2 separate regions of the Homo sapiens genome follow, and region 2 is linked to region 1. The links are chromatin loops, found by intact Hi-C in ENCODE. Cell type or tissue: transverse colon. All regions are shown on one strand. Each heading gives the region's core, and the rest is flanking DNA. Links, peaks and the distances in the headings are about the cores only. Region 1 has its middle 15 kb from the start of LINC01948. Region 2 overlaps C5orf67 (chromosome 5 putative open reading frame 67).

Region 1 (15,275 bases), core at 2,942-10,941:
ATCTTGCCAAGTAGGAAAGGAAAAGGGCAAATACAAGGAAGAAACAATTGAGAAGATGCAGGAATAAAGTAATCTTATATACAAGCTTCGATTAAAACTTGAAACAAAGAAAAAAAAATACCTGTGAATACCCAAGAGTGCCATAATTATTTGGAATCTCTCTAAAAACACTGATTTTTCACAACTTAATAATGAAATTAGTATTCTCCTACCACCCATTGCACACACATTGCTGTTGGTGTGTAGTGTGTTGCTGTGGAGAGAACATTAGATGGGGAGTTAGGGAGTGTTATGGCCCGAATTATGTCTCACCAAATTTCATATGTTGAGGCCCTAACCCCTAGTCAGACTCTATTTAGAGACAGGGTCTTTAAGGAGGTAATTAAGCTTGAATGAGGTGATAAGGATGGCACTGTTCTTCAAAAGAACTGAATTCCTTATCGAAGGGGAAGAAGCCTCATTAGGGCATGCATGCAGAGGAAAGACCAGGTGAGAACACAGCAATAAGGCGGGCATTTGCAAGCCAAGGAGAAAGCCTCACCAGAAACCAGCCCTGCCGACACCTTGATCTTGGACTTCTAGCCTCCACAACTATGTGAAAAGTAATCTCTTGTGTAAGCTGCCTACTCTGTGGTATTTTGCTGTGGCAGCCCTAGCAGACTAATAACAAGATGAGATCTAGAGCTCATTTTGCCACCAACAAAGTATGTGACCTTCAAGTATTCAAGCTTCCCAAATTTCAATACTGAAAAGTGTTTTAACCCTTGAGAATTAATATCATATGCTTCATCTGGGCTCCTGCCTTGAGGTGGGTGGTGTGCTTGGGATGGTGGGAAAATAAAAGTTTTGTAGCAGATTATCTTGTAGCCTCAATTGTGAATCCTGTGCAGCTCCTCCAGCCTAGAAACAGTCCAGGGGAAAAATATATCCTTGATCCTTGAATCCACAACTTCAGTCCTTTCCACATTAAACAAGCCATCTCACTTTCTTCCATGGAATTAGGAGATCTTGGCCTCATCACAAAAACTCTGCCTAGACTCCTCATTTTTCCTCTTGCCCCATACCAATCCCCAAAAGAATCTAATTTTCTAAAACAAGGAAAGAAGGATATGAAAGAGAAGCAAAGACAGATAACTTTTTCCTAAAGACCCTGATCTTAACTTGTTTAAAGTTTGTCCAAAAAGAATCTTGGGATCATGAGACATCCTTGGTTAAAAAGGGCCTCAGAGGTGTTCTGGTCCAACAACTCAGCTAATTTAACACCCCTAATGTTGACTGAGGCCTTATGGGTAATAGTCATAATTATTATGTATTTATACCCATTGGGGAGTCAAGAAGGATTTAGGGTAACTGGAATCACAATAACAATAGCTCCCAACTAGCATTCTGATGTTTTCTACAACATCTCAACCCAGCAGTCTAATAGTGCAAACATACATACCCAAGCATTAAATGCCCTTCCATATGTGGACCTGTCTGACTATAGTCAGAACCTCAGGACCCTCCCAAATCATATGCTTTCAGTCCTACTTTGAAAGCAAAGAAAATGAAGTCTAGAACAATGGAGTGATTGTCTTAGGTGTCACTGCTAGTGAGTGGCAGAGTTTGTGTTCAGATTCCCATCTCGTCCCCACTCTAGGGCTCCGTGGGACGCTCTAGTCTATAAGATCACCCAGCCTGTGATCATCCCTGGGTTGCATCTGAACATTCCCATCTGGTGTTTCAGGTTATGCCTTTGTAGCCATATTTAGGCAGCACGGACCAGCCACCTTGCTCAGAGCCACGCCAATTTGACTGTCTCACCAGGACAAATGGTGAAGAGTGGGTCTAGTTCATAGCCTTGGGCTCTGTTTTTGATACAGAAGATATTTTTATCTTCTTTTCCCTGATTTTTTTCCCAGTTTCAGGATACTAGAAAGCCCCTCCCCACCCTACCCCAATCTAGCAGTCTTTTCAATTAATAGGACTTGGTTGCTCCTAAGTCTAGTATTTAGATCTCTATTTTAATACACTCTTCACTTGTATAGTCTCATAAGCCACTCAAGTACCTCAAATTTTAGGATTACTCAGAAATTGTTTGACTTAACTAATTTATAAAAATATTTTCCCAAATAAACAAGAGTGATTTTCTTCCAAAATAAAAACAGACTTTACTTAGATGTCAACCAGAGTTTCTAGAACAGGATTAAAGTCAAATGATGCTTTCGACTTTGGCACCTGGCTGCTTCCTTGTCTCTCTGACCCTCTCCCACCCCCACTCCCTCACTGAACACTCCCATTGGCTCTTCCTGCTGATAGTGACTTTAAAAGAATCAACCACAGTATTGTTATCAGCCCTGTGGTTTCAGTTCTCATTTGTGCCTATATTTAGACTGGAAGAAAATAATCTCTTTCCATTGCCCTGGAAATAAGAGACTGTTTTTAAGTGAGTTAATGGATCACCTACATTTGGAATTTCCCTGTAAATGTTGTCTTGTTTCTGTGAAGGAAGACATGCTAAAGCTTATGAAGCAAGGAAGTTGCTATCTGGTGGCGTGACTAAGACTTTGATAGTCAGATCATAGGTGTGTTACCAGTTAGTCTCCATATGCATTGGGCCAGGCCTTAGGGCAAGGGCAGGAACTTCTGTGCAGGACCGTATGTGGGAACAAGCATCCCATTTGTGCCTAAATAAGAACACAGGTCCATGCTACTCGAGAAAAGTGTTGATAAGCACAGTTCTAAAGAACAAGTACCAAAGGATGTCTCCCCTAGATAAGAACCACAGTCTGATATTGGACTTAGAAAAAAACCCCATGAATTAGAAAGAATCATGGGTTGTAACAGATATTTGACCCAAACTTATCATTTTCATACTTTCCCTTACTGGCTTTGAGGTTAATTTTTTTCTTCCTTTATACCATTTTCGCTGAACAAAATTCTTCCAACAATTGGAAGAGTTGGAATTTTTCTCTAAGAAAATTCTTCCCATTCTCAACCATTCTTGAGTGGAAGGGAGAGGGTATCTCTTTATCTTTTTACCTTATGAATGGGAAAATCCATGTAGTAATTCAGAGTAGAATAAATCTGAATATGTGGTGGGGAGAAAGCATCATAAGGTGTTTTCAGGATCAGCCTTCAGTGTACATGCAAAGAATGCAATTTGTCCTTCCTTTCTTATACGCTATGCTCTTAATTCACTTAAAGGCTGTCCAGGACTCCGTATGGAAAACTTCATTATCCCTCCATTCTGCTTCCAGGAGTCCCTGGTGTGATTGGAGGGAATCTGGAGAAGACACAATGTCCCCAACTCCTGAAATCTTCACTCCTCTCAATATTGGTGGCACTGAAAATCACTTCTTTGGGAAGAGTTCCTTAATTGGCTTACCTTTTGTCAAAATGTAAGTCCTTAGAGGCTTGGGGCATTAAGCCATTAGCAGTAAAAAAAAAAAAAAAAAAAAAAAAAAAAAAAAATTGGAGGGGAGGGGGAGTGGAAAAAAACTAGAGCTGACATAAAAAAAAATTATAAATATTGGATCTTGCCTGAGACTTTAGGTACTGATTGCTGGCTTCTTGACCTGTTTCACCTTCCAGATATTTTGGCTACATCTATCTCCAACACAGTCTGACTCTCAAATTTAGTGAATCTTACACTTTAGGGCCACTCACTTGCAGGGGCGCCTTCCCAAGACCTTTGGAGAAGCCCTAGCAAGGTGTTCATGTGATTGTGCATTTTTGTCAAATTTGCAAATACAGTATATTTTTACTTTAATTGGCTAAGACTGCTGCCTGTTTCCACTCCAGTGTCCCCTCCCTTATACTTGATGTCCTGTAAGGGGTTGATGTGGAGGGGAGGATGAGGAATTATAAACACATATTCACTTGTAATTAAATTAATGTCTAAACAAATATTTACTTTGATGCCTGACTACCTTCTCGCAATTTTAAATTATTTTTCTTATTGAGGTCCCCAAATACTTCAGGCTCCACAAAACCTGAAGGCAGATGTCCCTGAATTCTAGGCTTCCTGCCATCACATAGTTATTGGTCTCAGTTCATCTTTGCCTTCTATGCTGATATATAATAACTTCTACCTGTTATACAAATAATGTTTGGTTTTCCTGGTCCCCCACCATGGCCTGACAAAAGTCCATCATAGAAAACGGACAGCAAATGAGGGATATGCTGAGAAAATAGTTAACCGAGTGAAGAGGAAGAGAAAAGAGAATCGAGAACGTAGATAAATTGCCAACTCTTCCCATACATCCTGGTATTGGCGGCAGTGGTCAAAGGAGAGGGTCTTCATGCTGGAGAATCAGAAGAGGAGACTCATCAACTTCTGTTTGTTTGGAAGGCCGAAATGAAACATTGCCACGCTGGTTGAGAAGCTGAGTGATATTCCAGCCTGAGATGGAGGTGGGGGGAAAAAGGGAGGAGGCAGGATGGGGAGCTGAAATGAATTAAGGAAAACACATGGTCTTCCGGAAAGGAAATGGAGTTATGAAAAGAGATGGAAAAAACAGTTCTTCCAGGATAATGTCTTTTGTTGGTCCCCAACGGGAAGCTCAGTTGAGACATGAGGAAGCTGGAAGAATATGATGGAAGCCCAGGTTACCTGACACAAGGAAAGAGGGCCGAAGGGAAAGGCGAACAGTAGGGGACAGGGACCAGGGGTCACGTTTTTCTTGGCATTGAAATATTTTCAAACAAGTTATTTTTCAAAAGTTTCCAAGGAGGATCCTCTACCAGTTTCCAACCTCCATTTGGGATTTGAAACCTACAGGAAACAAAGACCCTTCCCATGACCTCTTTTCTTCCTCTCTAAATTAAATTTGGATGCAGAGAGCTGGTTAAGCGGAGGCTGGAGCCTTCTGCTGTGCCTGAAAGGGTGGCCTTTCCCTGATACAGTCTTAGGGGCTGCTTCTGCTCCCAATTAACAGTTGTTTTGGCAAGTTTGGGGACATCGTTTTGATTTTTGGCAAGTCGTTTAAAGATCTGGCTTTCAAGTTCTTCCATCTGTAAAATAAGGAATTTGGACTAAAACCATTGGTTCTCAACTTTGTGAGGGGTGGGGAAGGAATGGTTAACGACTCTTTTTGGAAGAGGCTGAAAGCTGCAGAACTGCTCCCAGAAGCATGCACATATGTCTGCTAACATATAATTCTGCATACAATTTTAAGGGTTTGTGGACCTTACAGTAAACAGTTCTCCAAGTAGTTATCCTCCTGGCAGAAGGGCTATACTTCTTTACCCCAACTGAACTCAGGCATTGGCCAATGGGATGCAAAGGGTCCCCCTTCTAGGTTGAAGAATTAAGAGCTTAGCTCTCTTTCCTTCTGCATTGATGCCAGCAATATTCCTGATATTGCATTTCTATCATGTCCAGGAGTATGTTGATGATGCAGGAGCAATGTCCCAGCCAACCCTGTATTATCATGTGGTATGAGTACAAAATGAGCCTTTGTTGCTTTGAAGCCACTGAGATTCTCAAAGTGTTTGTTACTGAGAGGTGACAGCGTGCTGGCAGCCCTCGCAGCCCTCACTCACTCTCAGTGCCTCCTCGGACTCCGCGCCCACTCTGGCCGTGCTTGAGGAGCCCTTCATCCCGCCCCGGCACTGTGGCGGCCCCTCTCTGGGCTGGCCAAGGCCGCAGCCAGCTCCCTCTGCTTGCTGGGAGGTGTGGAGGGAGACGCGGGCGGGAACTGGGGCTGCATGCTGCCCTTGCGGGCCAGCACAAGTTCCGGGTGGGTGTGGGCTCGGCAGGCCCCACACTCAGAGCAGCTTCCCGGCACCACTGGCCCTGGGCAGTGAGGGGCTTAGCACCTGGGCCAGCAGCTGCAGAGGGTGCGCCGGGTTCCCCAACAGTGCCAGCCCACCGGCACTGCCCTCGAATTCTCGCCGGGCCTCAGCTGCCTCCCCACGGGGAAGGGCTCAGGACCCACAGCCCCCCATGCCTAAGCCTCCCCTGCGCCGTGGGCTCCTGCGCCCCCGGAGCCTTCCGGACGAGCACCACCCCCTGCTCCATGGTGCCTGGTCCCATCCACCACCCAAAGGCTGAGGAGTGCGGGCACACGGTGCTGGACTGGCAGGCAGCTCCACCTGCGGCCTGGTGCGGGATCCACTGGGTGAAGCCAGCTGGGCTCCTGAGTATAGTGGGGACTTGGAGAACCTTTATGTCTAGCTAAGGGATTGTGAATGTACCAATCAGCACTCTGTGTCTAGCTCAAGGTTTGTAAATGCACCAATCAGCACCCTGTGTCTAGCTCAGGGTTTGTGAATGCACCAATCAGCGCTCTGTGTCTAGCTAATCTAGTGGGGACTTGGAGAACTTTTGTGTCTAGTTCAGGGATTGTAAATGCATCAATCAGCACCCTGTCAAAATGGACCAATCAGCTCTCTGTAAAACAGACCAATCAGCTCTCTGTAAAATGGACCAATCACCAGGATGTGGGTGGGGCCAGATAAGGGAATAAAAGCAGGCTGCCCCAGCTTGCAGTGGCAACCCACTGGGTCCCCTTCCATGTTGGTGGAAGCTGTGTTCTTTTGCTCTTTGCAATAAATTTTGTTGCTGCTCAGGCTTTGGGTCTGCACTGCTTTTATGAGCTGTGACACTCAGTGCAAAGGTCTGCAGCTTCACTCTTGAAGCCAGCGAGACCATGAACCCACCAGAAGGAAAAAACGCCGAACATGTCCGAACATCAGAAGAAGCAAACTCCGGACACATCACCTTTAAGAACTGTAACAGTCACTGTGAGGGTCCGCAGCTTCATTCTTGAAGTCAGTGAAACCAAGAACCCACCAGTTTCAGACAGATTTCCACAGCATATCCTAGCCCACCAGGACTGAGAGAATCCGTGAGTCCATTCGTGCACTCTGGAGCTTTCTAAGAGCCTCAGGTTATCAATTCTGAGTCTAAAAGTCTAAATCATCTCTTTTTTTTTTCTTTGAGAGGGAGTCTCACTCTGTCACCCAGTCTGGAGTAGCGCAATCTTGGCTCACTGCAACCTCCGCCTCCCTGGTTCAAGCGATTTTCCTGCCTCAGCCTCCTGAGTAGCTGGGATTACAGGCTTGCATCACCACGCCCAGCTAATTTTTGTATTTTTAGTAGAGATGGGGTTTCATCATGTTGGTCAGGCTGGTCTCGAGCTCCTGACCTCATGATCCCCCCACATCGGCCTCCCAAAGTGCTGGGATTACAGGCATGAGCCATTGCGCCTAGCCGAGTCTAAATCATTTCTAACATCTTTTTATTTCTGAAAGTTTCTGAGTCTGAGAGACAAAACTTAAAAATGCAATTTCAGGTTTTTGGATTACCTGAACTCCCACTTTGCCTGGTTCATAAGGAATGTCCATTTGGTTGAATGGAATGTCTCATTTTGGAGTCAAGTGATCAAATTCGCAATTCAAATGAAAGATTCACCTGGCTCATCTTCACAAGGCAGTGAGATATTAAGGGGTGGCCCAAGGTGTCATGGGGGTCTCCTAGTGACAGATAATTGAGGGGGAGTCCTTTCAGCCCTAGTCCTGCTGTGGGTGCTCCCTGGCTGTAGTCTCATTTGCAGTAGAAGGAAAGAGATAAATCAAGAAAACAAATAAAGGCATACTTCTGAAAGCTTTAGATGACAAAAGAAGTCAAGTTAAGAGGCAGGATGTCTGCACTTTGTTTCTATTTATGGAAGACACAGTTTAAACAGAGCTCTCCATTCAGCATCCGTCTGGCTATTAAAATTGCCTTCCAAGTTATTATCGGCAAGGAAATGGACAGCATTTAAATCTTTCCCTGTAGTGGGTTTGTATTTGGAGATGTTTCACATGTGTTTAATTCACTGATCAATTTTACCTTGTCGAAACAGAGAATGGTCTGTCAAAAACAGGATGAAGCTCATTAGTGAGATGCAGGAGATAGCACAATTGAGGGAGAATAAACAGACTACCCAGAAAAGAGGAAACAAGAGCCTATTCAGGAAGCAAGTGGGAATAGCAGAAAATGATACAGTAGTCATGGCAGACCAAAGGCTAATGGACTGTACTGCTACTTAGTAAATGATACTGAACAGGAGGGAAAAATGTCGCTGATTGCCATGTGATGGTAGTTCATGGTCTGGGGCCTGATAAGTCAGCAAAGCAGATTAACGGATTTTCTCCATTCTAGATGGCATGTGATTTTCCCAGTTAAACATTTCTGAAGTCAGGTCTTATCATAATTGATGTGCAGATCTTATAAGGTAGAATTTTCCCTGCTCTTCACAGATGTAATTGACGATGGGATGGTTTATGACAAAGTGTAAGAGAGAGAAATATGAAAGTGGAGTCCAAATAATAATTAAAAAGTCAAGATATTACATAGCACAAAAAATCCAGGCTTAAGATTTTAAACGTCATTTATTTTTGGACTGGATTTTACCTTCATGTAATTCAAAATTCAAGTTTCAAAAGAAATATGGCAAAAGTCTCCCTCCAAATCTTGTTCCCCAAATGTTCAGTTCTCCCACCTGAAAGCTATGTTACCAGTTTCTTGTATATTCTTCCAGAGATGGTTTTATTTATATGTCAGTGAGGATATGTATAATTTTCCCCTTACCTTTTCAAATGATAGAATACTACATATGCTTTTCTTTCTATACTTCCCTTTCTTTCAATGCAACAATATATCTTGGAGATTATTCTGCAGAACATCAAGAGTTTCCAATTCCTTTTTTTACAGTTGTGTAATGTTCCATTTTATAGAACTACAGTGATTTATTTAGCCTGCCTCCTTAAAATGGACATCTAGTTTGTTTCTGATCTTTTGCTATTACTAACACTATGTTAGAGAATGACATTGTATTCATATCATTTGGTACATGTGTGAGTAGGAGAAATTTTAGAAGTGGAATTGCTATGTCAAAAGGTATGTTTATTGGTATATTTGATAGATATTGTCTATTTGCCCTCCATAGAAACTGTACCATTTATATTCCTGTTAACAATGTATGAAAGTGTGTATTTCTTCACATCCTTTTCAATATTGTGTTATAATTTTTATCTATGAGAGTATCTATTTTTCTACATCCCTTTCAGTATCATGTGTTATCATGTTTATCTTTGACACTCAGGTAAAAAAATGGAATTCCAATGTACTTTTTAAATTTTTAAAATTTAAATATATTTATAAAGATATATTGATCCTAAGTGTGTAGCTCAATGTCTTCACAAATTAAACACACAATGTGATCAGCACCCAGGTCAAGAAACAGGACAGGACTGAGAGCCCAGTAACCCCCATTTTATACTTCTTTCCAGTTCATGTAGTTTTTGCTTTTCTCTCATTATGAGTGAAACTTAACCACCTTCTAAAAATCATCTATTTTGAAATAATTGTAAATTGATTTCACAGAAGTCAAACATCTTTTCTTGTTTTTAACAGCCGTTTGTATTTTCTTTTCTATGAATTGTATGTTCCTATCTTTTGGGCATTCTTTGATTTTTCTCCTTAATTTGTAGAGGTTATTTTAGAGATAAGGACATTTCAGTCCTCAGTAGGAAAGATATGAGCATTATGCTGAAATTTATCAACCGTGGTTGACCCCTGAGAATGGATATTAAGCATTTGGAATTTTAGTCAGTACTGGGTAAAGCAGCTCAATGATCGCTATAATCAGCCCGGATAGTCTTGCCTTGCAGTTGACCAGAGCCTGTGTAACCATTGCCACTCTCTCTTTTAACTTGCCAGCTTGACCCTGTCCACCTCCATCCCTAGCCCTTCCCTCTGTCACCTCCCACCCCAAAAGCCTTGGATAAGTAGGTTCTTCTGTCAAGTGAGTGATCGCTCAAGTATCAAGCAAATATTTTTCAGGTTACCAATAGAAAACCTGACCAGATCACAGGAAGGACCCCATTAAACAGGAGTATCTGAGAAGACGCTGGGGAAACATTTGGAAAAGAGACTCTTCTAGGAGACAGTTGCCTGCTCCCAGATCACTGGCGTCTTCCCAGCCTGTCCCATCCAGCTCAGCCCCCCACATAAAACCACAACGTTCCTCCTCGCCTGGTTCATAAAGGGCCTCCCGGGGACTGTCCTTACAGGAGGGGAGTTTCCCTTAAAAGCAAGTAGGAGTTTTCTGCTGCATGTTTGTGCCTTTTTTCCCCCACTCCCTCCGACTGGACAGTCACCTCACGCCACATGCTTTCCAGCAAACACTCATCACCCGATAAATCATGTGACCCCTTCTGTTTATTTAGAGGTGCTGGCTGGCTAGCTGGGGCCTCTCATCCAGCCCCTGCTCTGTAACCAATTTCAGAGTGGTTTTCATCAGAAAGGGGAACTTCTGAGAACCAGATAAGGAAAACTATTCATTTGCATGGAAGAGCTCCCTAGGCCGTTCCCTGGGGTGCCAGGAGAATTAGGGAAACCTCAAACACAGTTTATGAAGCTGCCAAAAAGTGTGTGCTAGAGAACACCAGCTCCGATTAGTTCCTACAAAAGATGGAGTAACTGTAGGAAGTCTCCTCTCAAATGTAATTTGAGGTTCATTTTTGACCCTCATTTAGCGTTTTAGATTCTGGAATCAACAAACATTTTTGCTGAGTGCTTTGGCAAAACCTCAGGTTGAACTATTTTAACTCTGTTTTTTTTTTTTTTCTTTTCTTTAATTAAGAGGCTACTTATAATGAGAAGAAGGTGGAGGCTGCGTTTGACCAAATGAAATGCCTGGCTCCAAGGGGCAGGACAGCGTATCTCAGTGTGGACTCGGGAACTACTCAGTCAGTATGGCCTGGGCTGGCTGAACATAAAACAAGTTCTCCAGGCCCCATCCCAGGCCTGAGGAATTCGAATCGCAAGAAGTTAGGCTCCAGAAACATGCTTTTAAACCAAAAAAGCTCTTCAGGCAAATGTTACGCTTATTGACATGTAACAGCTCTGCTTCTAAAAGCACCGTTCTGAGGAACCAGAAGTGGCTCATAGCTTATTGAGCCATGGACCATCAACTGTAACATGAAGAAGTTCCAGTGTGGAGAGAAAAGAATCCTTAACCTTTGGTTTACCTTTCTAGGTCTTTCGATCTCCCTTTAATCCACTCGATGGCTAGCTTTTCAAGATAAATGGAAACTTTATTCAGTTTGTTTTTGCTTTTAAGTCCTTGGCCACTGGGAGAGTCCTTGAAGGGGAGATATCTTGTGAAAGAGGGAGGGAGCACTGAAAATGCATCCGCATAACAGATTCGTGGCTGTGCAGATCCTGAATGGAGTAGGGTGGGTGGGGTAAGCGGAGGGAGAGAACCCAGTGTTTTTCTAGGCAGTTATTCAACCAAACCATTACTTCAAATTTCCAGAGGTCATTTTAAAGCCTGGTCCGACTGTTGCCTCAGGACCCAGTTTCTTAGCTTTGAGTGAATGAATTGAGGACAGAGAATCTGTTACCAGTGACAACTGCCTATTACTAAAAGCCGTAGGAAGGCCTGACAACATCAAAACCTCTTCACCCAAGCTGATCTTGGAGGCAAGGTCACCGCAGCATTACTGCCACGCAGGAGCTTTCCTGTGGGCTCCTGAATGCAGCCCAGGACAGTGACTGAGCAGTGGCTGTGTGGTGCCCCAGGGACACTGAACACTAGGCTTTGGGGGGGCAATCGTCAGCAGAGGTCCCCCACCTTACTCACGTTTGGCACCAAAACAGTGAAGCACGTTTGCACAGGAGACGATGAGGGCTCAGACATTATCAGTGGTGACCAGCACGGATGGAAAACCACAGGGTGGACCACAGAAGACCACACTGTCCTCAGTGTTCAGGACTTCAAAGATTGTATAATGGAAGCTGCTTTTAGTGAGTAATAGAATACCCAATTAGAACAGCCTTGAACATCAAGGGTTCTTCATGGTACACATCAAGAGGTTCCAGAGAGGTAACCTCAGCAACATAACACTGTCAGGAGGCTGCGGCTTCTTGGTGATGCTCTCCTTTCCCCTCCTAACAACAAGATGGCTGCTGCTGCAGGTCCAAGCATCGTGCCTCACATGGATGTGCTCAAAAGGAAGGAAAGAATGGAGTTTTGCCTCACATGCCTTTGTTTTAATTAAATAGGAAATTCCCCTCTCACACTCTCCTCCTGAGGTAGAAGGTGGGGCTTGGATACTGGACCAAATTGAGGACTAGCTAAAACACGGACAAGGCAGAAGCAGCTTTCCATGAGACAGCCCACCAGCATGCCATGTAAGTTTACCATCACTATGGCAACAACAGGGAATTACCACTCTTTCCATGCCAATGGCCTGATGGTCCAAAAGTTAGCACCCCTTCTCTGGAAATTTCTGCATAAACCACCCCTTAGTCTACATGTAATTAAAAGCAGGTATAAATATGACTGCAAGACTGTACTGAGCTGCTACTCTGGACACACTGCCTATAGGATAACCCTGCTCTGCAGGAGCAGTCACAGAGCTGTGACACTGCCGCTTCAACAAAGCTGTTTTCTTCTACCCTACCACCGGCCCACCCTTGAATTATTTCCTGGGCAAAGCCAAGAACTCTTATAGGCTAAGCTCCACTTGGGGGCTCACTTGCCCTGCGTCACTCCCACCCTATGGAAGATCCCAGAAATCCACAGTCACATGCCCATCCCACACTGCAGGTGGAAGGAAAGGTAGGTTTGCTGCACAGTTTCAGGTTAAACTAACCACGTTCCATTTGCCTGAGCTTGGGGAAGGGCCCACCTTCCCTGAGTATGTTGCTGTCCCACAGTTGAATAAAATCAAGATTTAAGCAGCAAAACAAAAAAGTTCAATGACTTCTAAACAGGCCATGGAAGATGGACAAGAACCCTGCCAAAAGGATCTAGCATTATCTTTGGTAAGGAGTTCCTTCCTAATGACCAAGAATAAATTTCCTGCCCTGGAGAAAAGGGGATGCAAAGTAAGATTTAATTTGATTTTAGAAAATTGAGAAGTGGCATTTTTTCATCTGAGTGTTTGGTTTGGTTTTCTGGGGATAAAACTTGGTTTATATCTCAGAACTTGGGACGTCTGAGTAAACTCTAGGCTTGTCAAGAGGTCCTGTCCCTCCAGCTCCCCAACAGGTCTTCCCTGCTGATGTTTCTCCATCAGCCCTTGTACTGCAAGAAATGTGGGTCTGGGTCAGACATGTGTGCATGCATTGGCATTTTCCACTGAGGGGTTTCTAGTAATTTCTTAGGGAGTTTCTGAAACCTCCAAGCTCGACTTTTTTGTTGTTGTTCTTTTTCTTTTTTGAAGTTAATAAAGCCTGAGTAGTGAATGAGGCCATCTTTAAAGAGTCGTGTGTACTCAGCAACTTTGGTGTGTTAGTTTGTCTTCCAATCTGTCTCACTCGGGGTGCTTATCTCTTAGAAAGGGAGATTATTACCACAGAGACTGGGCTGGAAACCGCTTCGCTGACAGGTTTAAGAGTCTTAGCAAAATAAACAGCCGCAAAGGCAAAACTGTGTGCAAAATGGCAGGCTTCATTCTCTCTATGTGGCTCAGCTGGGTAGAGAGGGAGCTGGAATCAAAACAAAACAGACAGCATCTCAACAGCACTCTGAGAGGTTGAGCTTCACGTGGGAGGGCTGTGGGGTGGGGGCGAGCGTTGGCATTTCCTTCTGATCAAGTAGTTCTCTCCTTTTATAGAGACAATTGCTAAACTGGCAAGCCCGTCACCATACCTGTTGATCTGGTTTATGATTCATGCCTTAAAAAACCCTAGAGTTGTGATAGTTCCTCTTACTGTTTTTCATACCCAGAAAGCTATACAAGTAATGGAATTCTGCGGTTGAGTTTCTCTGGAGCTTGCTTTGCGGGACCAGCTGAAGATCCTTTTCCTTGGATTTGGCAAAATCCAAACTAGAACCAATGCATGCAAATTTGCAAGCAACTTGAGAACAAGAGAGTATCATTTATTTTTATCTCTCTCTTCCCAGCACCTCTAGCGCAGTATTGAGAAAATACTAGGCACTCCATAAATGTCAATTAAATGATCGGATGAATAAACGGATAACTTTGCTGTCTCATTGTAACAGTACTCTAGAGTATTGGGAAGTAAAAGTGTTTCCACATATAAATTTATTCTTCTTGTTTTAATACTGGTGGCAAAATTTCCAGCTAACTCAGAACAAAAGAGCAAATTAGAATGCTTAACTCTTACCCCAGGATCTATTAGGAAGGAGAGAACCTATTTAGGTAGGACTTTGTTGATTGACGAACATTCAAGGACAATTAGAACATTTGTCAATAATTGATATTTTGCTATAATTCTTCCACTTTTAAAAGTGTTTGAGAGATTCAGGTAGAACCTGCCATCTCTTCCCAAAGTTCAAGAATTCAAGGCAGAATTCAAGTGACTTTTGGAGTTGAGGGAATAGGTGACTCCATCTCTTTTTGGGACAACTAGAGTTTGCATGTTTCTTTTTGACTTAGGTCAAGAAAGACCCTTTTCAAAGAGTGCAGAAGGCATGTAACCTTAGGAGTTTAGGAGTTCAGCAGGAATGTGAATCCTGACTCCACATGTCACTATGTGACCTGAATGAGGGACTGTCCTTCTCTAAGTCTTAATTTCATCATCCATAAAAGGGGCTCTAAAAGACAGTTGTGAGGATTAAATGGGATGATATGTGTAAAGCATGCAGCACAGTGCCTGGCCCTCCATAAGCTCTTATAAGAGAGCCATCTGTCATTTTTATTATTACCATCACTATCATCATCACCAGTTTCCTGTACCAGAACATTGTACAACAAAGAGGTTTGGATCAATATCATTTTAAACCTCTTTTTTGAGAGCAAGGGTCCTGAATCCATGAAAATGTGTTTAACTTGGTCATCGACCTCAATTTGCTTGGTTACTGTACATGTGGGCTGAGGTTAAGTCAGTCCAGGCTAGATTCCCAGGAAGGCGATGCACAGCCCAGAGTGGACACTGTCTGGCCTCAGCAGCTCCTACTAAATGACAATGCTCCTCCACCTTAATTTTCTTTTCAAAGGGGCAAATTAGAGAACATCTGATTACAGTCACACTGCTTACTTTTTAACTACCCATTTCTTCCAAAAAAATAAAAAAATACAATGAAAAATTAAAAAAAGACATTATGTTTAAAGATGACTTTTGCTGGAAACCACCAACCCAGCGTTGGAGAAGTAGCTGAGCCAGTGGAGAGACCCTGTAGCCTGACTGATGTAGATTCAGACACCAGCTTGGCACCTTCTGGTCATGTAAGCTGGGGCAAGTCACTTGACTTTTCGATGCCTCCATTTCCTTGTTTGTAGAATGGAGATAATAATGTTTATCTAACATCTCTATGGGTTACACGTGG
Region 2 (15,275 bases), core at 3,433-11,432, 92 kb before region 1:
TTTTTTTTTTTTAGCAATAAAGTACTTTTAAATTAAGCTATGTGGATTACTTTTTAAAACATAATGCTGTTGCACACAATAGACTATGGTGTAGTGGAAACATAACAGTTACATGCAGTAGGAAACCAAACAATTAATGTGGCTTGCTTTATTGTGATGCTAACTTTATTGGGATAGTCTGGAACCAAGCCTGCCATCTCTGAGGCCTGGCTGTATACCACTTGCTGTTTATTCACACTGATCATCTTCATCTTCACCTTGCCAGTGTTGCTAATGTGCACACTCTCAGTCCACAGAACATTATCTCATCTGGAAAACACTCATAGCTGGGAGGATTAGCAACAATGCTCCCTTGGTACTAACAATGAGCCACAAGTCATTGGAGCAATCATCAATCAGTGGCTCGTGATCTTGTTCAGTCTCAGTTCACATGTCATTGGGAGTCTGGTTACTCAATGGTTATATCTCTGCCTCTTCCGTTTAAGGGAATGGTGACTTACCCATGATAGACGTGCTTTCCCTCCATGAAGATTCTTCCTCGGTATCCCTGCATGAGAGTTGGTTAGTAGAATCAACTTCTACCAGCTCCAAGTTTAAATAGAAGAAAACAGGTTCATTTATTTACCTTATTTCAATGGCTTAAGAGGAAAGTATACCACATTTTCCTTTTTCTTTATTTCTTCTCAGAGGCAGAAGGTATAAACCCCAGACTGTAGGTCTGTGGAGAAAGGACTCCCCCCAGCCCTGCCTCTCCCATTTACTTCCAAGCTCTCCTCCTTTGCCTCCTTCCCCAAGCCTGTCACAGATTAGGAGTGGTCCCACAGGGCTGTCAGGGAGGTGGAAAAAGAAATTTGCTAGCTCTCCAGGCTGCCTCTGGAGCTGTGGTCTGTGGTAATTGGGAGGGCAGAGGCTAGGTGACCACAGTGGTTGAAGAGTGAAGGAGGATCCAGGCTATTTCCACAGCCACAGGGCTTGGAGGGTGGTCGCCTCAGGATGGAAGCCTACAGGAAGGGAATTCCTGAGCTGACACTTGGGGAGTGGGCTGGGAATGGCAGGATGGGGGGAAGTATCTAATGTGGTTGAAGCTCTTGGCACCAGAAAGGCACTGAGCTGGTGCTTCCCACATCTCACCTGATGGAGTCCTCGTTACAACAGCTCTGTGAAGCCAATCCTCATGGCCCTGTTTTACAGGGAAGAACCCACAGCTAAGAGAGAAAAAGCAAAATGGTTGGCTCAACTGGACTGGTAAGAGGCAGAACCAGTATTTGAACCTGGGTTTGTTTGATTTGAAATCCCTTCACATCCAACTCTACGAAGCAGGTCATTATAGGAACCTTTTGTAACCTAAGGCAGGTGAACAGGGTGGCAGGCTGGCTGAGGTCCAGATACCAGCATTGCTTTGGGTTATAGTTTATGTTGTTTTAAAATCTACTGCATTTGGTAAATACACATGCTGGTGGTTGGGAGACTAGTTTTGCAGAAAATGAATGAAGTGCCCTTTTAGAATTCCATTTGTACTCTGTGCAGAATTGGATTTCTAAACGCTACCTGGCTGTGGCTTGTTATAACAGTACCTCCCAGGTGTTCCAGTGATAGTCCTGATGGCACATCCCTCAATGCTGGAGGCCAGAGGTTCCCCACGGGATGTTTCATAAAAGATCATAGAAGTCAGCTCAGCTTCTTTGTGGTCAAACCACAAAATGCTAAGGTTTCCTTAAACTCCCAGAATTCCAAAGGGTGTGGGCCCACCCTGAAAAAGAATGCTGAGCTCTGTAAAACCCTAAAGGGAGGAGCAAATTCTACTTATGGAAACTTGGGCATGAGTTGAACTCCTGACGTGTTCATTATGGGGAATTGGAGATTTTAGGTGTAGGAGTTATCTATGCCAGTATGGGTCAAACTTTACTGTGCATAGGAATAAACTTGCTAAAATGCAGATTCCGGTTTCCCAGGTCTGGGGTGGGACCTGAGATGCTACATTTCCCAAGCTCCTCGGTGATGGTAATGGTAATGCTTCTGGTCCACGGACTGCACTTTGAGTAGCAAGGGTCTACAGTATGGCACCTCTCCCCATTGTCTCTGTTCTCCTTCTCCAAGCTGAGCAGAGATTCATTTACTTGGGGATAGTTTTTTCAGGAGGAAGGGAACATGAGAATCTTCTGAATAAAGTATCTTAAGAAGCTTTATTGCAGCATGCTTTGGATGTAAAAAAGTGTTATAAAGACAACAACAAAAAATGTGGGGATGGTTTGTAGTCAAATACGCTTTGGAAGTGTTGGGTTTAAAAGTTAAATAGGCTTCTGTATTTCATGACTTTCCAGACCTTTAATTACCTAATGTGCATTGTAACTCTCACAGGGAAACTTCTCTTAAATTCATTTGACCAAAGAATAGTACTTTTTGAAGACCATCTTAAGAGCATAATGTTCACTGAGGCTGGCTGTTTCAGACATTGACATGGGTGGGCACATGAGAGAAGGAACTCTTCCCTAAAATATTGTGTAAATGTGAATTTGCTCCCATTCTAAATAGGTTAAGGGTAATTCTGAAATAAATTGAACTTTAGAAATAAGAGTTGAGCTGTGAAATGGACTGACTGTGGAGTTACATGCATGTAGAATCCTGGGCACATATGACTTTGGAGGAAGAAAACTGATACAAATGGATGAAAAAAGAGTAAAGAAAATGAAAATATTTGAACAGGGATATGGGGCAGGGAGGAGTCACCTAGAGCATGCTTGTATGTGGAGAGTGGTCAATTAAGGACTTAGTCAATGAGGCTAGCACGGGTAGAGTGAGGAAAGACTCGGGAAATAGGAGCCGAGTCCATTCCAGGGGATGGCAGGCAGTTGTCAGTGTTTTAGATGTCCAGTGACTGAACCCCTTTCCTTTTGGGGAGGAATTCCTGAGCTGATAAGGCAGAGGCTTCTCTCATAGAAAAGCTGAATGTGGCAGACCTGTGTTTCCTCAGCCTGCTTTGCAGCGAATTTATGGGCACGTTAACCTGGGTTCCACCAGTCAGAATTGCCTTTCCTAGACTTTTAAAATGCTTTTTATTTAATTTAATTAATTAATTAATTAATTTTGAGACGGAATTTCACTCTTGTTGCCCAGGCTGGAGTGCAATGGTGTGATCTTGGCTCACCGCAATCTCCACCTCCTGAATTCAAGCGATTCTCATGCCTCAGCCTCCCACGTAGCTGGGATTACAGGCATGCGCCACCACGCCCAGCTAATTTTTTGTATTTTTAGTAGAGACGGGGTTTCTCCCTGTTGGCCAGGATGATCTCAATCTCCCAACCTCAGGTGATCTGCCCACCTCGGCCTCCCAAAGTACTGGGATTACAGGCGTGAGCCACTGTGCATGGCCCCTTTCCTAGACTTTGAAGCAGCGCTAAAAGAGGCACTATGGACAGACCTCCATTCTGATGAGGGCAAGACAGCAGTGACTCTATGCTTAGTTCCCAGAGGCAACAAGGACTGTGGTTCCATAGCCAGCATCCAGCATCCAGGGCCAACCACACACAGTACTTGGAGCTGGCCTGTGCCTGGTGTCAACTGCAGCAGCATCTTTCGTGGCCCAGCTCTGTGGCCTGATGTGGGGTATTGTTCTTGAGGGAGAGCCCTTGCACCTGGTTCTGCATCATTCTAGAAACTCCGAGCAGCCTATTTACTTTTGAGGACTTCCTTTTCATCTTAGACGAAGGAGTTCGTTCCCATTTCTTGCAGCTTAGAACACTTACAGACACAGTGGATAATGAAACCTCCCAATTCAGCTTCAGAGAGCTCCAGAAAGCATTTTCAATCTTGAGTTAAAATTCTAGGGCAGACTTTGGGATTTATGAAGGAAGGTCTGAGTGGCCTGAGAGTCAAGCTTCCCTGAGAACCATGGTGAGCCTGTTCGGGTAATAAAAGAAGTAAAGCAATTAATATTACTGCATGAGCACTCACAAAATGCCAGCTAGATGTTCTTATCTATATGTTTCTCATAACAATCTTGTGAAATAAACATGATTATCCTCATTTTGTAATAGGGGAGGCTGAGATACAGGAATTGTAATCAATTGTCCAAATAGTAGGTGTTGGAGCTGGCATTCCAACTAAGGTCTGTCTGACTCCAATTACTGGTACATCAGGCTGCCTCCCAGTGGTTTGGTCCACATGTGGGGGCACCTTCCATGTGTCAGACATGAGGATAATCGTGGCCCATACATGCCTTTGTGGAAGTTAAGATCTGCTGCAGGAGATACAAACTAATATGTTGCTACAAACTGTGAAGGAGAGGAATAATGGGACAATATAGTAGAGAAACCTGCCCTAGATATGAGTGTCTGTGAAAGGAATTGGTTTCTCTGAAGGGGTGCTCTTTGAGCTGAGTTTTGAGGGCTAAGAGAAAACTACTTTGGATGGGAGACAGAAGAGCTTTCCTAGCAGGGAGAACTAAGTACAAAATCAGACATACCCCATGCTTGGTTTGTACCCTGAGAACTCCCCCAAGTACAGCAAGCTGGCCTTGTGATTTAAATGGTCTCTGCTCTATTAAAGACAGATACAGAAGAGTAATGAAAGGAAAAGGCTAAGAGTTCCAAAGTCACAGAAGATGGAGGATAAACCTAGTTCTTGGGTAAAATGTTTCTGGAGCCACCTGTCTGCCCAACGTCTTATCCTATCTTGGGAAACGAGCCCCCTCCTGATTTCTGAATAAAGAATGAGAAATCGGCCGGGTGTGGTGGCTCACACCTGTAATCCCAGCACTTTGGAAGGCCAAGGTGAGTGGATCACCTGAGGTCAGGAATTTGAGACCAGCCTGGCCAACATGGAGAAACCCCGTCTCTACTAAAAATACAAAAATTAGCCAGGTGTGATGGTGTGCTTCTGTAATCCCAGCTACTTGGAGGCTGAGGCAGGAGACTTGCTTGAACCCAGGAGGCAAAGAGTGCAGTGAGCTGAGATCCTGCCACTGCACTCCAGCCTGGGTGGCAGAGCAAGACTCTGTCAAAACAAACAAACAAACAAACGAGAAATTGGGCTGACGACAGCCTCACAACAGTGTCAGACTTTTTGCTGGCTGCTGCAGGCATGTGGTTACCAGTGAGGGAAGAGGGGCGCAGCACACATGGAAGCCTGTCATCTATTTTATATGGGCTTAAGAGAGACTCAGGTGCACCAGACTGCTGGGTTCTATTTCTCTGGACACTGCCCTTTTTCTTTCTTGGTCTCCTTGGAGATGCTCCTCATCAAGGTATGTGTAGCAGGATGATGTTGTAAATATTATTCCTATTTTTATATAGAAATTTTAGGGGTAAAAATCCAAATATAAGGTCCAAATGTATGGTTTGAAAAGCCAACATCGCCGATTTTTGTCGATTAAAATCCCATGTGACATTAAGGTCAAGCTTTAAAGTCACCGCCTCCAGGAAGTCTTCCTTGATTATCCCAAATAGAAGTGATGTCTCATCCTGTGGACTTCCTGGTACTCTACAGGGCACCATTCTTGGGGCATAGAGCATGTCTGCTTTGTATGGTTGTTATTTGGGTCTATGTCTTCTTATCTTCTCAGCTCTAGTGAAAGTTTAATGAGTAGAGGCGCTATGTACCATATGGCATTGTAATGATCAAAGTGTTTTGTACATAGGAAATGCTTTCGGAAAAAAATTGCTAACAGAATGGCAGCTGAAAATCAATTTCTTGGCCAGGTACAGTGGCTCAAGCCTGTAGTCTCAGCAATTTGGGAGGCTGAAGCAGGAGGATTGCTTGAGCCCAGGAGTTCGAGACCAGCCTGGGCAACATGATGAAACCCCATCTCTACAACAAATACAAAAATTAGCAAAATTAATTGAGCATGGTAGTATGCACTTACAGTCCCAGCTACTCAGGAGGCTGAAGTGGGAGGATTCCTGGAGCCTGGGAGGCAGAGGTTGCAGTGAGCTGAGATCACACCACTGAGCTTCACACCACTGCGCTTCAGCCTGGGCAACAGAGCAAGACAGTGTCTCAAAAAAAAAAAAAAAAAAAGAAAGACAATTAACTTTTAGTAAAAGCCTTCTTTTTTCATGATCATTTGAATGCCTACCATATTTATTTATATTTAGAATATTGTTGTTATATTTTATTATTGAGGAGCTAAAACAAGCATTGAAAAGACAGGGCTTGGTACCTGTTATGGAGTGAATTGTATCTTCCCCCTCCAAATTCATGTATCCTAATCTCTGATACCGCAGAATGTGACTGCATTTGAAGAGAGTCTTTAAAGAGGTAATTATTGTTAAATGGGGTCACTGGAATTATCCCGCTAGGATTACCAACGTGACTGGTGTCTTCATAAGAAGAGAGTAGGACATAGACATGTACAGAGGGAAGAGCATGTGGAGACCCAGGGAGGAGGCGATGGCCACCTACAAGCCAAGGAGAGAGGCCTCAGAAGTAGCCCACTCCTTGATCTTGGCCTTCTAGCCTCCAGAATCGTGAGACAATAAACTCCTGTTGCTAGCCTCCCAGACTGTGATACTGTGTTATGGCAGCCCTGGCAAACTAATAGAGTACCTATGATTTTGTTTATTGTGTGGGATAATCAAGGAACTGAGCCCTTTATTAAAGACTTTAAATATGCCTCTACAGTATAATGTGAGATAGGAAATCTGGATTCAAATCCTGGTCCTGCTACTTGCTCACTGTGCAATCTCAGACAAGTCACTTAACCTCACTGAACTTTGATTTTCTCAGTTGTACACATGTGGAAAATGCTATATTTAACTTGTGGGGTTGTGGAAATAACTAAAAAAACAGCATAGAGGTGCCCTCTTCCCTCACCCTCCTGTGGTGGATACTCACAGAATGGAGGGAAGGACCCTGGTGTCCTGTTTCCCAGCTGAGCACATGGAATTCTCTGGTTGCAACTTGAACAGCAACCTGAGAGATGAAACGTGAGCTAGCCCAGCACCCCACAGTTTGAGGCAGGGCGATATGGGTGCTTGCTTCCGAGCGAGGGCATCTCTGGTCCTGGATGTCCATTTGTGAGTTTACAGGCAGGGCAATTTGCCCATTCCCCAGTCATTTTCACAGCAGCTGGTGTCATAAATTACCACAATCACAAGTCCTCTCAAAGCGGGGCATTCCTGACATGGAATGAAGACCTACAGCCCCAGAGCATCTGATGAGATTGGATTTGTCAATAAGGGCAGTAGCCAGGCCCACGGGTGTTTGAGTACAAACTCTGGGGTCAGCAGCTGGGGCCACACCTTGGGAAGCTGCCCACTTTACTTAGGTTGTTTGCAGTAAAGTAGCTTCCGCAGTGGTTCTGAGGAGGAGGCTCCCGGCGCTCTCCCTAGGCGACATTCTGCTCCATGCCTGGATCTGGGCGTCCCACCCTCTCCCTGGGGTGCTGACAGTCAGAAACCCAGGCGTGTCAGGAAGAGCTCAGAGTTGGGCAAGCTCTGAGAACCATTTCAGCTCAGTGAAAGAGGCCGGTTAAGTTTTTGGTTTCAGAGGAGATACTTTCAGGGGGGTGAGAGGAAAGGGAAGAGGCCAAGATGCAAGGTCTGGCTGCCATTGGTCAGGGTCAGCCTGGGCTGTGGTGTTAAGGGGGTTTCAGCAGCCACTGTTGTTTCTGTTGCTCTGGCAACCAGAGGAGAAATACACAACGCCCAGTGCAGGTGCACAAGTGTTGAGTGCAGGCCCATTTCCTCCAATCGGCCCCAGCCAGCCCAGAGGCAGCGACCTAGGGGCTCCTCCCAGGATGGCTAGCTGAAAGTTTTGGTGTGTGGAGGCTGAAATGTGGAAACTAAATTTGAAGGGCGTTGACTACAGGGGCTGTGGGCAGCACCTGGTGGCACCCTCCCTCTCACGCAGGAAAGCCGGGCCTGGGGCTTGGATGGGTCAACTGGATCTCCTGCCTGTCCCTAGTTGGTTTTCCTGCTTCCGGTGGCTGCAGCCCCAGCAGCTACATCCTGGATCCTATTGAGGAAGCTTGGTGCTAGGTCAGACCCGTGACTTGCAGCTCCACCCTGGAGCTCTGGTGCGAAGCTGTGGCTGCCTGGGAGGGTGTGAGGGTTCCCTTATTCTGGTGCCTCCCTTTGCTGAGCTTGCAGCGACCCCCGACCCCCAAGCCACTCTGCTAGGCTCTCCCTCTGTAAAGGTCTCTGATTAACAGCCCTGGGGACTGGTAGACACAGGTTCAGATCTCCGTCCCTGACTGATTGAACTTCTTTGAGATTCTGGTTTCCTTACCCATGAAGTGGAAGTAGTCAAACCCATCTCAAAGATTTGTGAGGAAGAAGTTTCTGTGAAAATACCTAAGGCAGCACCTGACACATAGTAGGTGCTAAATAAATGGGGTCTTTGCCTCTTGCGTAAGAGCCAGAATTCAAGAGGCCTTGATTTCTGATGCATTTGCACTCTCTAAGCTGACAGCTGGGCCTATTCCCTTGCCAGGAGTTTCAGGACCAAGGCCATCCCGCAAGCCCAGTCCATCAGCACTTCCTGAAGCTCTCTCTTCTCAGTATATCCAGAAACTCTCCACTCCCACCTCTCTCACTGCTACCTTATCCCAGCTCCATCACCTCTTACCTGGATTACTGCAGCTGCCTCCAAACTAGGCTCCCTGCTTCTGTCCCTGACTGCTCAAACTCTTCCTACTCAGCAGGCATCCTGCTATGCCAGTAGTCATCAGATGGTGCCTCTCCTCTGTTCAGAGCTTGCCAGAGTCTGCCTTTCTCATTCTGGGCCCCGCTTCTATTACCTCATTTCCCACCGCTTCCCTTTACTCTTTCTACTCCTGGCCTCTTTGCTGCTTCTTCAAAGTAAGAAGCATGCTCCCAAACAGGACATTTGCACGTGCTTTTTCCTCTCCCTGGGTGTCCACTCTGATGTCCTTATGGCTCATGCTCGCTTCCTTCAGCTTTCCACTCAGCCTTCCCCTTCTGAGCAAGGGCCTCCCTGACCACCCATCTAAAACATCACCCTCAATCCCCATCACTTCCTACCTCCCTGCTTGCTTTTTCTTCATATCCCCTATCATAACCTGAAATATACATTTATGTGTTTATTTTTGTCTTACTCTACCAAATGTAGGATTACCAACATTTCCTATCAAAGTGCAGGAAATGCGGTTTCTTCCTGTTGAGTCTTCACTGCCTAGCCAGTCTTCACCTGGCTCTTTCTTCCTGTTGAGTCTTCACTGCCTAGAACAGTGCTTGGCATACAGTAAACACTAAATGAATTTAAGTTGAATAAATGAATGAATGGATGGGATAGGGGAAAGAATATATATACATGTATCTACATATATTTAAATCTACATTAAGTGAAAGTGTTCATATATTTAGTTATACACATATATTTCTCTAGGGATATCTCCTTCGAAGAGAACATATGGAGATATATATATATATATAGATACACACACACACACACAAACACATATATCCTGAGTTGCTTCTGTCAGTACAGTACAGTCACTACTGTATTTGGGTGGCCTGTCCTAGCCCTTCTCTCAGATGATGATAACATTCTTGGGGCATTGGCTTGGGTGTAGGAGTTGGTTGGTGTGGGATCTGTGTAGACTCTTTGTGAGAGACCTGTGGAGAGCTGCATTTGTGTTTGTTGATGGTGGGTGACTGAGGTAGGCTTGTTGGGGGGAGGAATAAGGACATCGAGGCTATTGGAGGAGGCAGGAAGATGGAAGGGAAGTCATTGAAATAATCTTATGGCCATGGGTTTGAAATTAGTATCTGTCCATAGAGAGGTAAATCAGAGGCATCCAACGGGGAGGAGAATATCTCCAATCAGGAGGTGCTCACACAGTTTAGCGGCTTCCTGTCAGGTGCTCCCGGTGACACTCTGGGTCTTTTCTCCTCTCCCCCATAATTTTCTTTAAAACACAGTGTAAAGATAAGGGTAAGAATCACTTCAAGTAATGTGAGAAAACTGTAAGGAAAGAGGAAAAATGAAAATGCTGCCAATGGCAGGAAACGGCACATTTTAATCTTCTCAAACTAAATGGACTCCGCGTTGCATCTGGAATTGTGTGTGCTTGATAAACCTAATGTGGAAGCCCTTTGCTAAACATCTGACAAGAATCAGCCTCTCCATGAAATGTGAAAAGATGCCCCCACCCAGTTGTTAAGAGGCTGCATAAGAGAACAGAAAAAGTTTGCGCAGCTAACACAACACGGGGCTTGCCAAAATCATCCTGCCCTAATTCTCTTGTCAGCAGAGCCACTTTTCTGAAGAGCTAGCGACTCGTGACTTGGTTGCTGGATTCTGCCTGCCCTTCCTGCTGTGTATCCCCCACCCCACCCAGGACCCCTGAGCAGAGCACACCCTTTCTCTGTATTTTCACTTGTTGGGTATTCTTCAGGGCTTGAAGCCTCAGAAATTCCGTTGAGAACACAATGCTCTACGTTCAGGATGTGAACGGCTACAAATGTCGTATTGCTTATCTCGCTCTGTGCAACACCCAGCAGCTGCTGGCCTTTAACGAGGAGGCGGCACAGGGCTCAGGGAATCATCCTGTGTGTGCTTTGTTCTTGCATTTTGCAGCTGATTTAAGAGCAAGAAAGGAACAAACCCCATCTGATGTCTTTACTCCAGAGATCATCTCACATCCTTCCTAGGGCAGGAAGAGCAGGTGACTGGGACACCGGACATTTGGCAAGCTGGTGGCTTTCCTGCGTTGGCATGCTTTGCCGGGGTTTTCATGAAAAGACAATGACCTTTACAAAAAACAATGACCTTTGCAGAGATCTCGAAACCCTGGCAACTCAGCAGCAAACTCAGTTCCAAAAGCGTTCCTATTGCCTTTCCCAGCAGAGTTGAATAATTGGAAAGTAAAGAAGGACTTTTTAAAAATCACCAAAGTTTTTGGCAAATTTTAGGAGCTCTTTCCCCCACCCTGTAATTAAAGCAGAAGTAAACAGTAAAAGAATATCAAATTGCAGCTCGCTTCAGGAATAGATGCCCAAATAGAGCTGCTGCTTGTCCTAACCTGTGCTTTGAGACAGAAGGACAACCTCTCTGGGGAGCACTCCAATAGGTCCCCAGATCTGACACATCAAGATTAAGACATGAAGATTTGGAGCTGAGAGAGGAGAAAGGGTGAGTCATCTGGGCATTATCCAAAGAAAGAAAAAATGTCTTCCTCTTTCAAAGTTGCCTTCTCTGCACCATCCCTGAGCCCCTTCTGGTTGTTGGAGGTCATCTCCTGCATGGTACTACCTCACCTTGAAGGGGTTCTTAGGTCCAAGGCGATCAAAGCAGTCCTGCTCCCTGCTACACAGTGTGTGTGAATACTGTGTCAGACTGACTTGGTCTGTGTCTCATCCACTCATCAGCTGGTAACCCCAGACAAATTGCTGACCTTCTCTAACCTTCAGTTTTCTCAAGTCTACAAAGAGGGAACAATAGTATTTACCTTATAGGGCGGACATGGGACTTAAATGAAACAGTGTAAAGTTCTTGAGGCATAAGAACCACTCAAGCATTGATGTTACATGTATCAATAGTTAATTTCTTTTTACTGTTGTCCCATTGTATGTACATATCACGATTTGTTTATTCATTCACCTGTTGATGGATGTATGGATTGCTATTGCAAATAAAGCTGCTACTGTTTGTGTACAAGTCTGGTATAGATACATTTTCCCTTTTTTCTTTTTCTTTCTTTCTTTTTTTTTTTTTTTTTTTTTTTTTGAGGCAGAGTCTGGCTCTGTCGCCCAGGCTGGAGTGCAGTGGCACAATCTTGGCTCAATGTGACCTCTGCCTCCCAGGTTCAAGTGATTCTCCTGCCTCAGCCTCCCTAGTAGCTGGGATTACAGGTGCATGCCATCACATCCAGCTAATTTTTGTATTTTTAGTAGAGATGGGGTTTCTCCATGTTGGTCAGGTTGGTCTCGAACTCCTGACCTCATGATCCATCTGCCTTGGCCTCCCAAAGTGCTGGGATTACAGGCGTGAGCCACTGCACCTGGCCATTTTCCCTTTTTTCTTGGGTAAGTACTTAGGGATAGAATGGCTAGCTCAGATGGTAGCTGTATGTGTAACTTTTAAGGAAACTGTCAAACAATTTTCCAAAGTAGTCACATCATCTGGTGTTTCCATCAGTGGCTTATAAGAGTTCCAGTTCCTCCACATCCTTATCAGCACTTGGTGTGGTCAGTCTTTCTAATTTTATCCATTCACATATGCGAGTAGTGGTAGGTGATTCACATTTACTTTGGCTTGTAGTGAAGATATTTAGGTGAACATTCTGTGCAACTATATCATTCATTCATTGCACAGTGCACAGGCCTCAAAGCTCAAATATTATCTGAAGACAACCTGTTGTGAACTTAAATCTTTGATGGACAGTTGGATGCATCTGACTCTGAAGATTGAGTGAATTTCAAGTAGGAGCAGCCTAATGATTCAGGGCCATAGACTGTTACAGGTAGTTAGGCATGAGCAGGGCAGGACAGGGTTCTCCCCCAACCCACTAGAAATGTTGGGTGATGGTTTGGCAATTATTGCATTGCCTCTCTAAAAATATGTATTTGGCAGCTCCAGGGAGAGGCCATTTCCTGATGGTCCACACCTGTTAACCTCAAAATGTTAATTGAATGCAGGCCCCAGGGAGAAGCAACTTCCTGGGCATGCGTGTTAAGAGACAAAAATGGTGAAGTATGATCTTCTGGGGGCACACTCCACCGGAAAAGGGAAGAAAGCCTTAGATGGGCATGTGTATAACTCCCTAAATACATTGTGCATTCTCAACTCCAACGGGTAAGGAAAGCACTGGGCATGTGGAAAGCCCACCCTAAAGGAAAAATCTTGGGAAAGAGGCAAGCCTATAAAGTCCTAGGATCAAGGTTAAAGGCCCCTCTTTTTTGCTGTCTTCTTTTGCTCTCTTTTCTTTCTTGGACCTTCAAGCACCCGCTTGGGTCTCCTACAAGCGAATTTTCCTCTCTTTCCTGTTCTAAAGCCTTTTAAATAAACTTCTACTCCTGCCCCGAAACTTGCCTTGGTCTCTTCTTCTGCTATATGCCCCTCAGTCAAATTCTTTCTTCAGAGGAGGCAAGAACTGAAGTTGCTGTGGACCCCTTATGGATTCACTGCCGGTAACTTGGGTCTCTTCCACTGGTAACAAGACCACTTAATTTTCTTCTCATTACTTCTACTAAAGCCAAATAATTGCTGTGATTTTATTAATTCACCTACAAAGCCAATAATGAACCCTGGTTCATATCACCTTTAGCTCCTGTTACTAATAATAACAAACATCATAAGATTGGCAACGCTATTAGTTTTGCCCTGTGTTTATAATAATGAGGTTAGGGAAGGTATTCTTCACTACTTTTGGGGACTCAAAAGAGAGAATCCATAGGAGAAATTTAACTCTGGCTTTAGTTCTAGAAGTAGCTTTGTTTGTCCTGAGCAAATGGTTTGTTTTTCCTGATGAACAGTGGAAATCGTGCTGTTTCTTTCTTCACGCTGGTAACCAGAGACTTAGAGCCAAATTTGCCTTCTACTCCATAGCAAGTTTATCTGACTTTATGCTATGTATTTAGTAAACTAACCTATGCCTGGCTCCACGTTACTTTCCTATTTTAATTTTCTATTTGCTTTACTTTCCATACTAGTTAAAATATTTTGAATTTAAATGAATTTTTAAAACTATGTGTTTATGATCAGAATCCAAAAGGCATAATTTAAGGTATCTCTCACTCTTGCTCCAAAACCATCTGTTCCCCTTTCCCAGGGGAAACTGCTTTTATCAGTTTGTACTGTGTCTTTGCAGAGAATCTAGGTGACTAAAAGTATCCATGAGAATAGAAGTATAGTATATGTATGGGTGTGTGTAGTACATATTTGTAAGCAGTCTATTGAACAAGTTGAAGTTGGTAGGGTATAAATAGAAAGCAACTTTATTCCTGCTCATTGTTGACTCTTGAAATTCACTCTGTTGTTTCCTTGCCTGCCTATGGATGAATTCTGTGGCAGATACCTTGGCTTTTCTAGTTACTTTCAGATATAAGTAGGTAGTCTAACTTACCCTTAAAAAGTCTAGACTGCTGGTGAGGATATGGAGAAAAGGAACACTTGCACATTGTTGGTGGGAGTGTAAATTAGTTCAACCATTGGGGAAAGCAGTACGGCAATTCCTCAAAGAGCTAAAAGCACGACTACGATTTGACCCAGCAATCCTATACTGGGTATATACCCAGAGGAATGGAAATCATTCTACCATAAAGACATATGCATGCAAATGTTCACTGCAGCACTTTTCATAGTAGCAAAGACATGGAATCAACCTAAATGCCCATCAGTGACAGACTGGATAAAGAAAATGTGGTACATATAAACTGTGAAATACTATGCAGCCATACAAAAGACAGAAATCAGGCTAGGCACAGTGGGTCATGCCTGTAATCCCAACACTTTGGGAGACTGTGACGTGTGGATCACTTGAGGTCAGGAGTTCGAGACCAGCCTGACCAACATGGTGAAACACCGTCTCTACTAAAAATACAAAAATTAGCTGGGCGTGGTGACGGGCGCCTTTCTTGGGGGTTGGTGGAAGGTGAGTAGAGGGGAAAATTGGGCAGGAAATGAGGACTCTACTGAAAAGATTAGGCCATGTTATGCGATTTATCAAAATATTTTTCCATTGGGAAAATGGGACAAGTACTGTCTGACTGAGTTCTTGCAGAAATTTCTGAAAATACTCAGAGATTTAATGTTCTGCTTGAAAGGAACTACAGAAAAGCAACACACTCTTTTAACTCATTGTTTAGCATGAGTAGACTTTAAATTGCTCTAGAATGAGTTTTGTACTTTGACGGTTTTTTGGTGCACATATCATACACAAACAAAGCCAAAATGAAAAAGTACAGAATCTGAAAAACTATATCATTTGGGTTTCTCCAGACTAAACAAAACATTTCCAGTATGGCTAGATAAAAAGATTTTTCTAACCCTCCCTGTCCCTCACCCCACCTTCCTATGGGAGGACCAAATTTGCAGCACAGTTCAAGAATGTTGAATTAAGAGCCTTGAATGGTTTCTATTCATGGTAAATCTCTTGGCTTTGGGCAGAGGGCAAGAACTCAACCATACCACTGGACAGGTTTGTTGGAATTCAGTCAGTGAGTGTTTCCTCTAGATTACAATTCTTTCCACAAAAATATTTTTCTAGGCAAGTAGTTCCATAATTTATTAGCTTCAAGAACCTACAAAGTCAAATAGAGGTAAACTTTGACTGGGAGAAAATAAATAGTAGATTTTAGAAGATGCAGACCACA

Evidence for each region. A loop is a pair of places that touch in the nucleus more often than their neighbours do. Peaks named below come from ENCODE experiments on the same cell type or tissue, not always from the same donor. Only the 100,000 strongest peaks of a DNase experiment are listed, where the experiment ranks them.
Region 2: it touches region 1 in a loop (5-fold over the local background); 12 of 110 quality-filtered maps call a loop at or near these places.

What each region holds. Positions count from the first base shown.
Region 1 is chr5:56,489,427-56,504,701 of GRCh38, reverse strand. It overlaps the pseudogene RPL26P19. Among named protein-coding and RNA genes, the nearest start is that of LINC01948, 15 kb to the right of the region's middle. In transverse colon, for the core only: no CTCF peak of the experiment used is centred there; no DNase peak of the experiment used is centred there.
Region 2 is chr5:56,581,444-56,596,718 of GRCh38, reverse strand. All of the region lies in intron 1 of C5orf67 (chromosome 5 putative open reading frame 67), which reads left to right. Among named protein-coding and RNA genes, the nearest start is that of C5orf67, 17 kb to the left of the region's middle. RefSeq lists enhancers at 7,450-7,709, 7,840-7,919. In transverse colon, for the core only: no CTCF peak of the experiment used is centred there; DNase peaks (open chromatin) are centred at 7,222 and 7,648; H3K27ac peaks cover 2,009 bases.